Regions from separate parts of the Mus musculus genome. Here all the other regions are linked to region 1. The links are chromatin contacts, found by Hi-C or POLR2A ChIA-PET in ENCODE. All regions are on one chromosome and are shown on one strand. Each heading gives the region's core, a stretch centred on a gene start or an enhancer-like site at or near the end of the contact. The rest is flanking DNA. Distances are from core to core; before and after follow the strand shown. Region 1 holds the start of Zmiz1 (zinc finger, MIZ-type containing 1). Region 2 overlaps Zmiz1os1 (a long non-coding RNA gene). Region 3 overlaps Zmiz1 (zinc finger, MIZ-type containing 1).

Region 1 (3,306 bases), core at 241-2,740:
GGCCGCCCCTCTCCCGCGCCCCCACCGCTCCAGGGCGGGGAGCCTGCCCTCTGCACCGCGCCCTCTCCCCGCCTGGCCAGCTTCCTGGACAGATGTCTCCGGCCAGGGGGCGACGCGCTCCCGCAGCCTGCACCGCGACACCGAGGCCGTGCTCCCCACTGTTTTCTCCCTGGCCCTGACGCCAGGAATGTGAAACAAGCTTTCTGAGCTTCCCTCCCACAATCCGGACCGAGCTTCAGCTCCGGCCCGGCCCCTCAATCTCCTCCCGGGTCGGCCTCCCACTCCCCCGGGGCCACCGCCGCCGGAGACAGAGAGGAAGAAAGAACACGGGGAAATTACTTTCGTATTTGCAACGCGCGCGCACACACACACAGACACATCTTCCCCTTGGGCTCGCCTCCCGACTGGGGCAGCCCCGGCCAGGCGTTGGCCTGAAAGCCCCTTCGGCTTCCGAAGCCCGAACGAGAAGCCTCGACACATCTCTTCAACGTGTCCTGCTTCAGCCACGCGCCGCGTTTCCCTGGGCTATTCTCCCCCCAAAACAACTTAACCGCGCCCCCATCTCCCATGTACAAAAGTGTGTTCTCCATAGAAATTCGGAGGCACAACTTAACACCACCAACCCTTGCCACCCTAGAATCCAGCGCCTTCCCGGAGGTTCTCCTACGCACACAGGAGCACAACTTCACATCTTTCCAAAAGAGGCAAGGGAGAAGCAGCCAGTCCTTCCCGGGTCCTCTCCTCCCTCCTCCGAATCCGTATCCCGGCTGGCTCCCGACTGATCGGAGCGACGGCTGGGAGGCGCGCCGGCAGGAGGCGGGCACCGAGTCCGAGCGCACAACCGCACCGGCGCCCCGTACACCCGAAGAACCCCGGGTCCCCGCGCTCATCCGGAGCCGCTCTACACAAGCTGGGCGCTCGCTGGTGGCCAGAGCCTCCGCCCCCGGCGGCCAGAGCAGCGGGCCGAGCCTGCACGGCTGGCTTCTTTCGCCCGGCCAGAGCTAAACCTTTAAGAGGAAAGCCCTAGTATAGTACACGGCGCTCGCACCCCGATGATCCGCCGGGAGCGGGTGGAAGCCTCGGTGTTAACGGGCGCTTGGCTCTGTCCCCAAACTTACCGGGCGCTGCGAGCACCACTGCCACCGCTGGAGGACGCGCCGCCGCCACCGCCGTGTAGGGCAGGCTGGAGCCGGGAGGAGCGCAGCGAGAGCGCGGAAATCCACTCGGCTCCGACTCCGGCTCCGGCTCCTCACCGGCCGGGGCTAGGGTCAGCGCGCTGCGCGGGCGCTGCTCGCTTGCTCTGCAGCCGGATCGCTGCTCGCCCGGCCGGCAGCTTGCTCTCCCGGGCGCCCGCCGCCGCCGCCGCTCGCTTTTTTAATGTCCACAGACAGTGAAAAGGAACTCGGCGTTAGGGGGTGAGTAAGTGAATCAACTCGCCCGGAGCCGAGCAAGTTGAAGTGTCAGATTACATTGGCTATTCTATTTCCAAAGGGCCCCGCGCCGCCGGCCTCCCGCAAAAGCCGGCACGGAGTCACGGCGGGAGCGGAGTGCCGCGCCTCCGGCGCGCAGCTCTGCTTGCCTTGGTTCGCTCTCCATCTGCGCGCTCGCTGCGCTCTCCTTTTCTCTTTTCCTTTCCTTTCCGCCTCTCTCCTTTCCCTTCTTTTCCTCCCTTTCTTCTCCGTTCCCAGGTCTCAGCTCTTTTCCGAACCCTGTTAGGCACCGCGCCACCCTCACCCTCCTCTGCTGCTCGTTCACTCTCGTCCCTCTTCTCGCCTCCCTTCGCTGCTCTTTAACGCCCCCCTCTCCGCATCCCATAAGTTTGGAGCGGAGAGACTGATGTGCCTAGGAAGGGATCACATTGGTAGGAGCAAAATTACTTCCAGAAGGCGTACCCCGCTTCCTACTGGTCCCCTGCAGGAGTGCACTGAGACCTCAGGTGCTGTCAGCTATCTGAATTGGGGTGACTGGATTGCTAATGAGACACTGTGTGCGAAACTTCCATGTAGATTTTGGGATTATTCCTAAAACAGGGTGAGAGAGGGTGAGAGGACCCTAACCTTCACTACCACCGGTGACGCAGGGGAGACTAAAGTGCGCCTCCATTGACATCTTGAGAAAGAGCGAGAGGTGCAGCGAGAACCATAAATACCCACTACTACTTGAAGTTAAGAGCAAGGACGCCTTAGTGCCTGGTAGGGAGCGCCTGGGGCGCTGAGAGCCGAGCGCTCCCGCTTTGCAGAGGTGGAAATAACCCAACCAAGCCCACAGCCCAGGGCTGGGCTCCACTCCTACAGTGGCGAAGAGCACTCACGAAGCAGTTAGGTGCGCTCACTTGCGGAGGTTCCCCTCACAGACCGGCCCCCAAGTGTATCCAAGTGCGCACTCCCTTTGGCTCTTGTCCATTACCACTCACACAGAAACTCCTACACAAACGGCAAACGGGTTTGCGCCTACCTTACAGCATGGCACGCATACTTCTCATAGCACGCATGACCCCCTCCACACACTTGTACACACACTTTCCATCCCAGTTATGCCCGTGCACCTGGAGTCATACAATTGAACACACAAATATAGTGTACACCACCCCCGGTACGTTTAAAAACAAAACAAAACACGAGGCATTCCCCCGTGCACTACCTCTCACATTCGCGTACACATACCACACATGTTCCCCTTACTCTTCCACATCCCTTCCTCAACCCCACCCGCCTCTCGATTAGAGGTAATGTAGTCCTAAAGACAACAAGCGTCTAGGCTGGACCCGCGCGCGCGCGCGCGCGCGCACGCGCTCCCCTTCAGGACAGGCGGGGGAGGCTTGGGTCTGAGCCCGCTAGGGACTCCAGGTGTGGCGATAACTCCGTGCTCCGCGTTTTGCAGGCAGCCACGGTGTCGGAGGCGAGGCGAGGAAGGGAGCTGGAATAACAAAGGCAAGTTGGGAAGAGCGCAAGGGGGCGCAGCCCTGGCCGGGCCGCGGGGGGAGCCCTGCACTGCCGGGTCGTCGGAGGCTGCTTGGCCGCCAGCCGGGGGAACCGGAGGTGGGGAGGAAAAGTGGGGGGAGAGGGGCGGAGCCGCCGCGTGACGTCAGAGAACAATGACACCGCTGGGGGCGGGTTTGGGCAGGCAGCCCGGGCGGGGGTCTTTCTCAGGGCCTGGGGCGGGCGGATGAAGTCTTGGCCTCGCCAAGGCGGCAGTTTGATTGACGAGGTCCGCAGGGGAGCGCAGACGTGCCACGCAGACTCGTGAGTCCTGAGCCTCCTGGGTGGTGATCAGAGCGCACCGCAGGCCGACAGGGGAGCCGGCCGG
Region 2 (3,306 bases), core at 533-3,032, 110 kb after region 1:
TGTCCCTACTGCCTTGCTCAGGAAGTATCTACCCAAGGCATCCCGTCTCCTTTGGTAGGTGAAACTTCACACTCAATGCAGGCCCTTGAAACTCTGTCTCATTCACCCATGACACCTCCTCCTCCTCCTCCTCCTCCTCCTCCTCCTCATCCTCTTCCTCTTCCTCCTCCTTCCATAAAGCCAGCAGATATTTCCTGGACACCTATTATGTGCTGGACTCTGTACTTGTGTCTGGACAAAGCAGAGTCACCAGGAGACACTTCTTGTTCTTAGTATTAAGGGATGTGAGAAAGAACATCAGATGACAAACAGTCTCTTAGAAGGCTGTGTAAGGAGCTGGATAGGTTACGGACTCATAGGTAAGGTGGTCAGAGAGTGTCTCCAAGGAGATAGCCTAGAAGGCATTCCGTTCCTGTAACAAAACACCAGAGGCTGAGTAACAGAGAGATTTATTTAGCTTCGTTTCAGAGGCTGGAATTCTGAATCTGGTGATGTCTCTGGAGGGAGCCCTTACCATATCACAGCACAGATGGCATCATGGCGGGTGTGTGAGTGATGAGACAAATCGGGAAGCCAGCTATTTTTAGTGGGACTGGTTCTTTAAAGAGAACTGGCTCTTACAGGAATGAAGTGAGGTCCCAGGAGAGTTACCTTAATACCACCACAAGGCAGTGCCCCAGTGACCTCCCTCCCTCCTGCTCGATGCCACCTCTCAAAGGCCTACCATCCTTCATACCAGCACACTCAAGGACCAAAGTTTTATCATATAAACCACACTTGAACCATTGCAGGAGGGGACACTGAACCTTGAGATCTGAGTCTAAGGTCAGGGAAGGGTGTGTAGAAGTTAAGGACCTTGGCTTGTTCAAGGCTGTTGTTTTTGCTCAGAGTGGAGGGAGAGTGATGGCCCGGGGCCAGCAGTAGGATTGCATATGGCTTTGCAAGGCAGGAAAGGGGCTCAAGTTTTATTCCAACCAGATGAGGAGACTTCAGAGGGTTTTAAACAGACAATTGATGGGATCCAATTACTTTCCAAATTAATTGAAAGTAGGAGATTGTGAGTTGAAGTTGGAGGGGAGCCAGGTGACTCTGTACAGTTCAATTCCAGGTGGCTACAGCTTGGCCCTGTGGAGAGAGGGGCCTGAGATATGTCTCTAAGGTGGGAAGATGGGTCTGTTAGAAGAAGATATGGAGGCAGTCAGAGAAGGAGGGAGGGAGGGAGGGAGGGACGGGGCGGGGAGAGGAGAGAGAGGGAGAGAGAGAGAGACAGAGAGAGACAGAGAGATAGAGACAGAGAGAGGGAGAGGGGAGGGGGAGGGAGAGGGAGGGGGAGGGGGGAGAGAGGGAGAGGGAGAGAGAGAGAGAGAGAGAGAGAGAGAGAGAGAGAGAGAGAGAGAGAGAGGCAGGCATGTAAAGTGAGACTCTGATCTGATGGAGAGAGGTAGTCATTAGGACAGGACAGATGTGGGGTTGGGTGGGAAGGGTGATTTGACCCTGACCCCACTGATTTTGGACTGGCTATGAGACAGCCAAGTGGAACAACTAAACAGGTAAATTACCATTGCGTTGCTGGAAGGGTAAAAGTAGGGTCAATGCCAGATTGATCTGGGTCTGTTTCTTCCTTTTCTGCTTTCATGATGTAGCCAAGGTCATTGCAGCCTGAAGATATCACAGCCAGAGCCCAAGGCCTTCCCTGTGTGTGGTCTGTGGTGTCATGACATCCTGGAGGCCAGTGCCAGCCAGGGGCTGACGTCATCCATCATGTGTTTCTGTCCTCCCCTGTGTCAAGGGTGGGCATGGCTCCAAGCCACTGATTGTGAGAAGAGCTGAGCTCACCTTCCTAAGTACTCACAGTGCTTAGGACTAAGTACTGCAAGCAACCACAGGCCTGGAAAGTAAGAGTGGAGGCCCCTCACTTTACAAAGGGGAGTGAGGTACAGGACACCAAAACTGGATTCAGATAAGCAAGTTGAATACTTAGCTACTTCCTTTTACATCTATGTTCAGTCAGTAAATAGTTGCTCATTTTCTTATTCAGGGAGAGGGAAACTGAGGCCTTGTGTGTGAGCAGCTTCTAGCTGAAGTGTTTACAGTCCAAAGATCCAAGAAGCCAAAGCTCTGTTAAGTGGTTCTGGGGCCAAGGTTCCCTTGTCAGCTGTTTGTGACAAGCCTTTGACAATACAAACAGCAGTGGTCTGGGGAAGCAGAAGTATGGACAGAGACACACTGGCTGAGGACAGATTAGCTGGTGGTTGGGAAGGAGAGACCCTTGGTTATGTTAGACTTCTTCCTTGGGGGAGCTGCTTATAGGACAGGGGATGGTAGGGGCCTCTTCATGGGCTGGGCAGGCTTGGTCCCGGCTCTTCTGCTGACTGTAGACTGACTGTGTGCCTGGGGGCAGGTTTGCAGTAGCTATGACCCACGAACTAAGACTGGGTTAGAATGAAATCTTCAGTGAGTAAATAGCAAGTACCTACGGTGTGCCCTGCTGTAGCTCAGCCCTGCCATTAGTCAGTTTATTATTTAGTGACAGTGCAGGCAAACAAACACTGAACAGTCTGTATATTGTCTCTTCCTGGTGAGAGGGAACAGCAAACTTAGGCTTCCTCTGGAGGTATGTTAGCATTGCTGTGGAGGAGACGTGCTTTTTAAGATGGACCCTGAAATGGGGCCAGTGGGCAGGCAGGGGGGATGGCGTTGACGCAGGCTCAGAGGGAGGGAAGCAGTCACATCCACAGTAGAAAAGAACTTGATTTTTTTTTTAAAAAAAGGATTTAGTTAAGTTTTTTTTGTATGTACATGATTTGTCGGCATGCACGTGTGGGTGCACCTGTGTGCAGGTATGGGGTGTGCATGCTCACTGAACCTGGGCCTTTTCATCCTGACAGTCGAGCTGTTCAGTCTGCTCCTGCTAGTCTGTCCTGTATCTAGAGCCCTGGGGATCATAGGTAGGTCACTATGCATGCCAGGTTTTTATGTGGGTGCTGGGGTGCCAAATGCAGGTCCTCAAACTTACACAGGAAATGCTTTATCCATGAAATCTTCTCCCTGATATTTTTTAAATATTTTTATTACATATTTTCCTCAATTACATTTCCAATGCTATCCCAAAAGTCCCCCATACCCTCCCCCCCACTTCCCTACCCACCCATTCCCATTTTTTTGGCCCTGGCGTTCCCCTGTACTGGGGCATATAAAGTTTGCAAGTCCAATGGGCCTCTCTTTGCAGTGATGGCCGACTAGGCCATCTTTTGATACATATGCAGCTAATCTAGGTTAGGTTCACATAAAATGAAACAAGCCATC
Region 3 (3,306 bases), core at 503-3,002, 88 kb before region 1:
GGCCACCCTACCAGTCTCCCCAGTCTTCTCCCAGGCAGGAAGCCAAAAGGACTCCTGCAGAGCCTGGCCTGCCTCTCCCATAAGTCAATCACCTGGGAGGCCAGTGGCCCTCTGCCTCGCCAGGCTGACAGATGACGGGGAGGGAGAGGAAGCTTGCCAGGCAGCCAGTGGGGGTGGGAAGGCCAAGGTGGAAAAAATCAGAGCAGGGTTTGAAAGATGAAGAAATAAACCTGCCAGGAGGGAGACAGCCTCAATCTGTCCTCCATAAAGCTGTCTCAGGGCCACCAAGGACGTCGGCGGATGGAGGGGACCGGAGATAGCTCCTCCTGGAACCTCTGCTGCCCCCACAGCCCAGCTGGCCTCCAGATCTGACTTGGTGAGGGTTCCAAAGAGGGACCTGGCTGGGTTTCTGGGGCATAGCGGGTGACAGGAGGGGAAGGTGGGGGCCTGAGGCCTTTTTTATTTTTTTTTGGCTTTCCTAACCATTTGCACACAGATACAGAAGGCACTCGATACTGACATCTGGACCAAGTGAATGGAGGAAGGCATTGTCATGTTTGCAGTTAACAGAAAGAGCTTGGGCACAGCTGAGTTGGCTTCAGGGTGAACCACAGGCAACCTATGTCAAACTACAAAACTGAGCCTCTTGGTACCTAGCTCCCAGGCCCATGTAAATCCACCTTCTCTAGAAGCTTCCTTGTAGGGTGGGCACCTCCTCATGGCATCCTTGGTAGCACCCATCCTAGCAAGTGTGGGCAGGAGAAAACTAACTGTCACGTACTCTCATTCTCTCCTTGGGGCCATGAAGAACCCTGGTTTTTAAAAACAGTGACCCTCAAAATCTGCTCATGACGTACGATCAACAGATGAAAGGATCTTAGGAAGTGACAAGGCGGGGTAGGGGGTGGGGGGGAGGCGGGGAGCCCAGTGCAAGGCAAGAAGGAACCCTTGGGCAGAGTCAGGGCAGTTCTGTTTTTCTCCTTCCACTTCTGTGACTGTCAGGCTGGCCACAAGTAACACGCGTTACTAAGGAAAACAGGACATTATTAAAATCGGCAACGAAGATGTGGCTCCCACTAAATGCTGCTGCCTTCCTGAGTTTATGGCACAAACTCAAAGAAACCCAGGTTGCATCAGACAGTGAACACCACTCAGAATCTTTCTCTGAGACCCGCAGTCCCAGAAGAAGACTGTGTCAGCCTTGTCTTTACTGTGTGACACTGGTCATGCTCTGTCCTTCTCTGTGTGCCGATGTGCTTCCTGAACTTGCCTTCTCACTTCACAGGCTGTGCATGAAGACAAAGGGGTCTTGACAGATTATATCTAAAGTGCAAGTAAGGCTCAGAGAGCTTCTTCTATGAGTGGGCCACTGTCGGGCTGGAGGGCAGCTGAGGTACTTCTCAGGCAGGGTGGAGGAGTCTGGCCCTGACTCAGGAGGCTGGGGACCAGCTGAAGAGCCACTGTTTACAGTGGAAACAGCCTTGGAGCAGGCTCACTTTTCCACTGTTTTTGTGGCACTGCTTTGGGGGGTGGGGTGGGGTGGGGGTGGTGCAGGGCTTCCTGAGAGCGGGCCAGCTTACCAAGGCCGCATGGAGCCCAGCCCCGTGTCGGCCTCCAGCAGGAAACACATGTTTTCATTTCACAGGTCCTGCTAGGCAGTGTGTGCAGGCTGGGCTGCACGGAGACTCAGGATGTCACTCCTCCAGCAGCTTCAGCCACAGGTACCCATCATATTTCACGCTGCGAGCAGCTGAGCACCCAGGAGCACTCTGCAGACCACAACCCAGGCTGGCAAATTTCCAACCCAGTGGAACTGTTCTAGGCCCAGGGTGGCAGCAATGCCAGTGGACCACTGCACACTTATAACGGGCCAGCCAGGGCGGCAGCCTCAACGTCTAGGGGTAAAAGAAGGATTTCACTGTCTCTTGCTCTGATCCTGGTGAGCTGTTCCGGGTTTCATGCATCGTCTTTGGCTTGAGGTCAGAGACATGCAGGAAGAGATCTCCCTCGGGAGAACAGGTGCAGACTGGAGCTGTGGCGGATAGAGGCCAGAGCTATGCATTTACTCTAAGGGCTCTGGGCCTTTCTAGACAAACACTTCTCAACTCCAGGCCTTGGTTTCCCCCCAAGGCAGGAGACACTCAATGGCTGCATCCTCAGAGTCCCTGGCCCTTAACATCTCCATTTGGCTTGTTCAATGAGCTCTTTACCACCCTAGCATCCCATCTCTGATGAACAGTTTGAACATGCTAGTCCCCACCCGTACTAGACTTCCATTTTAAAGGCTGGGCTTGCAAGAGGGCAACTATTCTGTAGAAGGGGTTCCCAACATGAATATCCCCTCCATGGAAACTGAGAAGAAATAGCCTTGTGTTCTTCTACTAACTCAACGTTCACTGGCTCCCCACTGCCCATCAAACAAAGGTGTGCCCACAGGGCTTTGTCCTGTGACAGGCCTCCTAGGAGTCTCTCTGGAGCTCTACCTGAGTGCTCAGCTATGGGACTAGCTTTGGCTTTCTTCCTGATGTCTCATGTTCTATCCAGTTCAGCATGGCTTCTCCCTGTGCCTCTCATAGGAGCTGTGGGTCTCAGGCAGCCCTACAGAAGACTCTCTTTGGTTCTGCAGCTACAGTAAACTGGGTACATTGACTACCTTAGAGGATGCTAAGAAGGCTCCTACCTGGGTGTCCTGTGCCACAGCTGACAGCATGGGATATGCTGGCCATTTTGGTATTCCTGGATAAGGCTAGCTCCCACTGGATGGCAAGGATCCATCCTCCCTCTTTATTACTCTACACACTTTCTTCCTGGACTTACCCCGACTAGTCAGAAAATAAGATGAGCCGAGCCCAGGTGCTTTGCAGATAGCATTGCTGTGGCTCTCCAAGCAGCTCCCTGTCTTATGGGAACTAACAGGGAGCCAGCCCTATCCCTGTAAAGATGCAGGTGGCTCCCTATGCCCATGGTTGAGGCTGGGGCTCAGGCCTGAAAGTCAGGTGGGGCCAGTTCACATTCTGGCTCTGCCTTCCACTGGGTGTGTGGCCATGGGTGGAGTGCTTAGCGTAGCCATCAGTGCCTTAGTTTACAAACAATTTGTGGTTGGTGTTAAGTCCCGCCCCCCTCCCCAAGCAGAGTCTTACTATTTAGTCGGAGTTAGCTTCAAACTTGAGGTAATCCTCCTTTGGCGCAGTCGGAGTTAGCTTCAAACTTGAGGTAATCCTCCTTTGGCGCCGGCAATGCTCTGAACTGTAGGCGAGTACCCCCACGCCAGGGTTAAAACAAACATCTAGGAAGTTTAAGTTAGAT

The links. A loop is a pair of places that touch in the nucleus more often than their neighbours do. ChIA-PET counts read pairs that join two places held with the same protein, here RNA polymerase II (POLR2A).
Region 2: a map of adrenal gland shows a loop between it and region 1 (8-fold over the local background). The contact joins the enhancer-like site here to the promoter of Zmiz1 in region 1. A Hi-C loop is called at or near these places in 1 of 37 maps with a recorded cell type or tissue (adrenal gland). POLR2A ChIA-PET finds 5 or more read pairs at or near these places in 1 of 5 experiments (Patski).
Region 3: a loop to region 1 is called in a map of left cerebral cortex, with 2.7 times the contacts of the local background. The contact joins the enhancer-like site here to the promoter of Zmiz1 in region 1. A Hi-C loop is called at or near these places in 2 of 37 maps with a recorded cell type or tissue (gastrocnemius and left cerebral cortex). POLR2A ChIA-PET finds 5 or more read pairs at or near these places in 1 of 5 experiments (Patski).

The regions. Positions count from the first base shown.
Region 1 is chr14:25,457,369-25,460,674 of GRCm38, reverse strand. It overlaps Zmiz1 (zinc finger, MIZ-type containing 1), which reads right to left and starts at 1,490. Exons shown (of 24, transcript NM_001310666.1): 1 at 1,119-1,490.
Region 2 is chr14:25,344,632-25,347,937 of GRCm38, reverse strand. All of the region lies in intron 1 of Zmiz1os1 (a long non-coding RNA gene), which reads left to right. Among named protein-coding and RNA genes, the nearest start is that of Gm41113, 33 kb to the left of the region's middle. Within about 2 kb of position 1,782, at least 2 of the 3 ENCODE cell types and tissues checked have a DNase peak (open chromatin) inside an H3K27ac peak, as active enhancers do.
Region 3 is chr14:25,545,744-25,549,049 of GRCm38, reverse strand. All of the region lies in intron 3 of Zmiz1 (zinc finger, MIZ-type containing 1), which reads right to left. Among named protein-coding and RNA genes, the nearest start is that of Mir3075, 13 kb to the right of the region's middle. Within about 2 kb of position 1,752, at least 2 of the 3 ENCODE cell types and tissues checked have a DNase peak (open chromatin) inside an H3K27ac peak, as active enhancers do; they include gastrocnemius, where a contact is called at or near this core.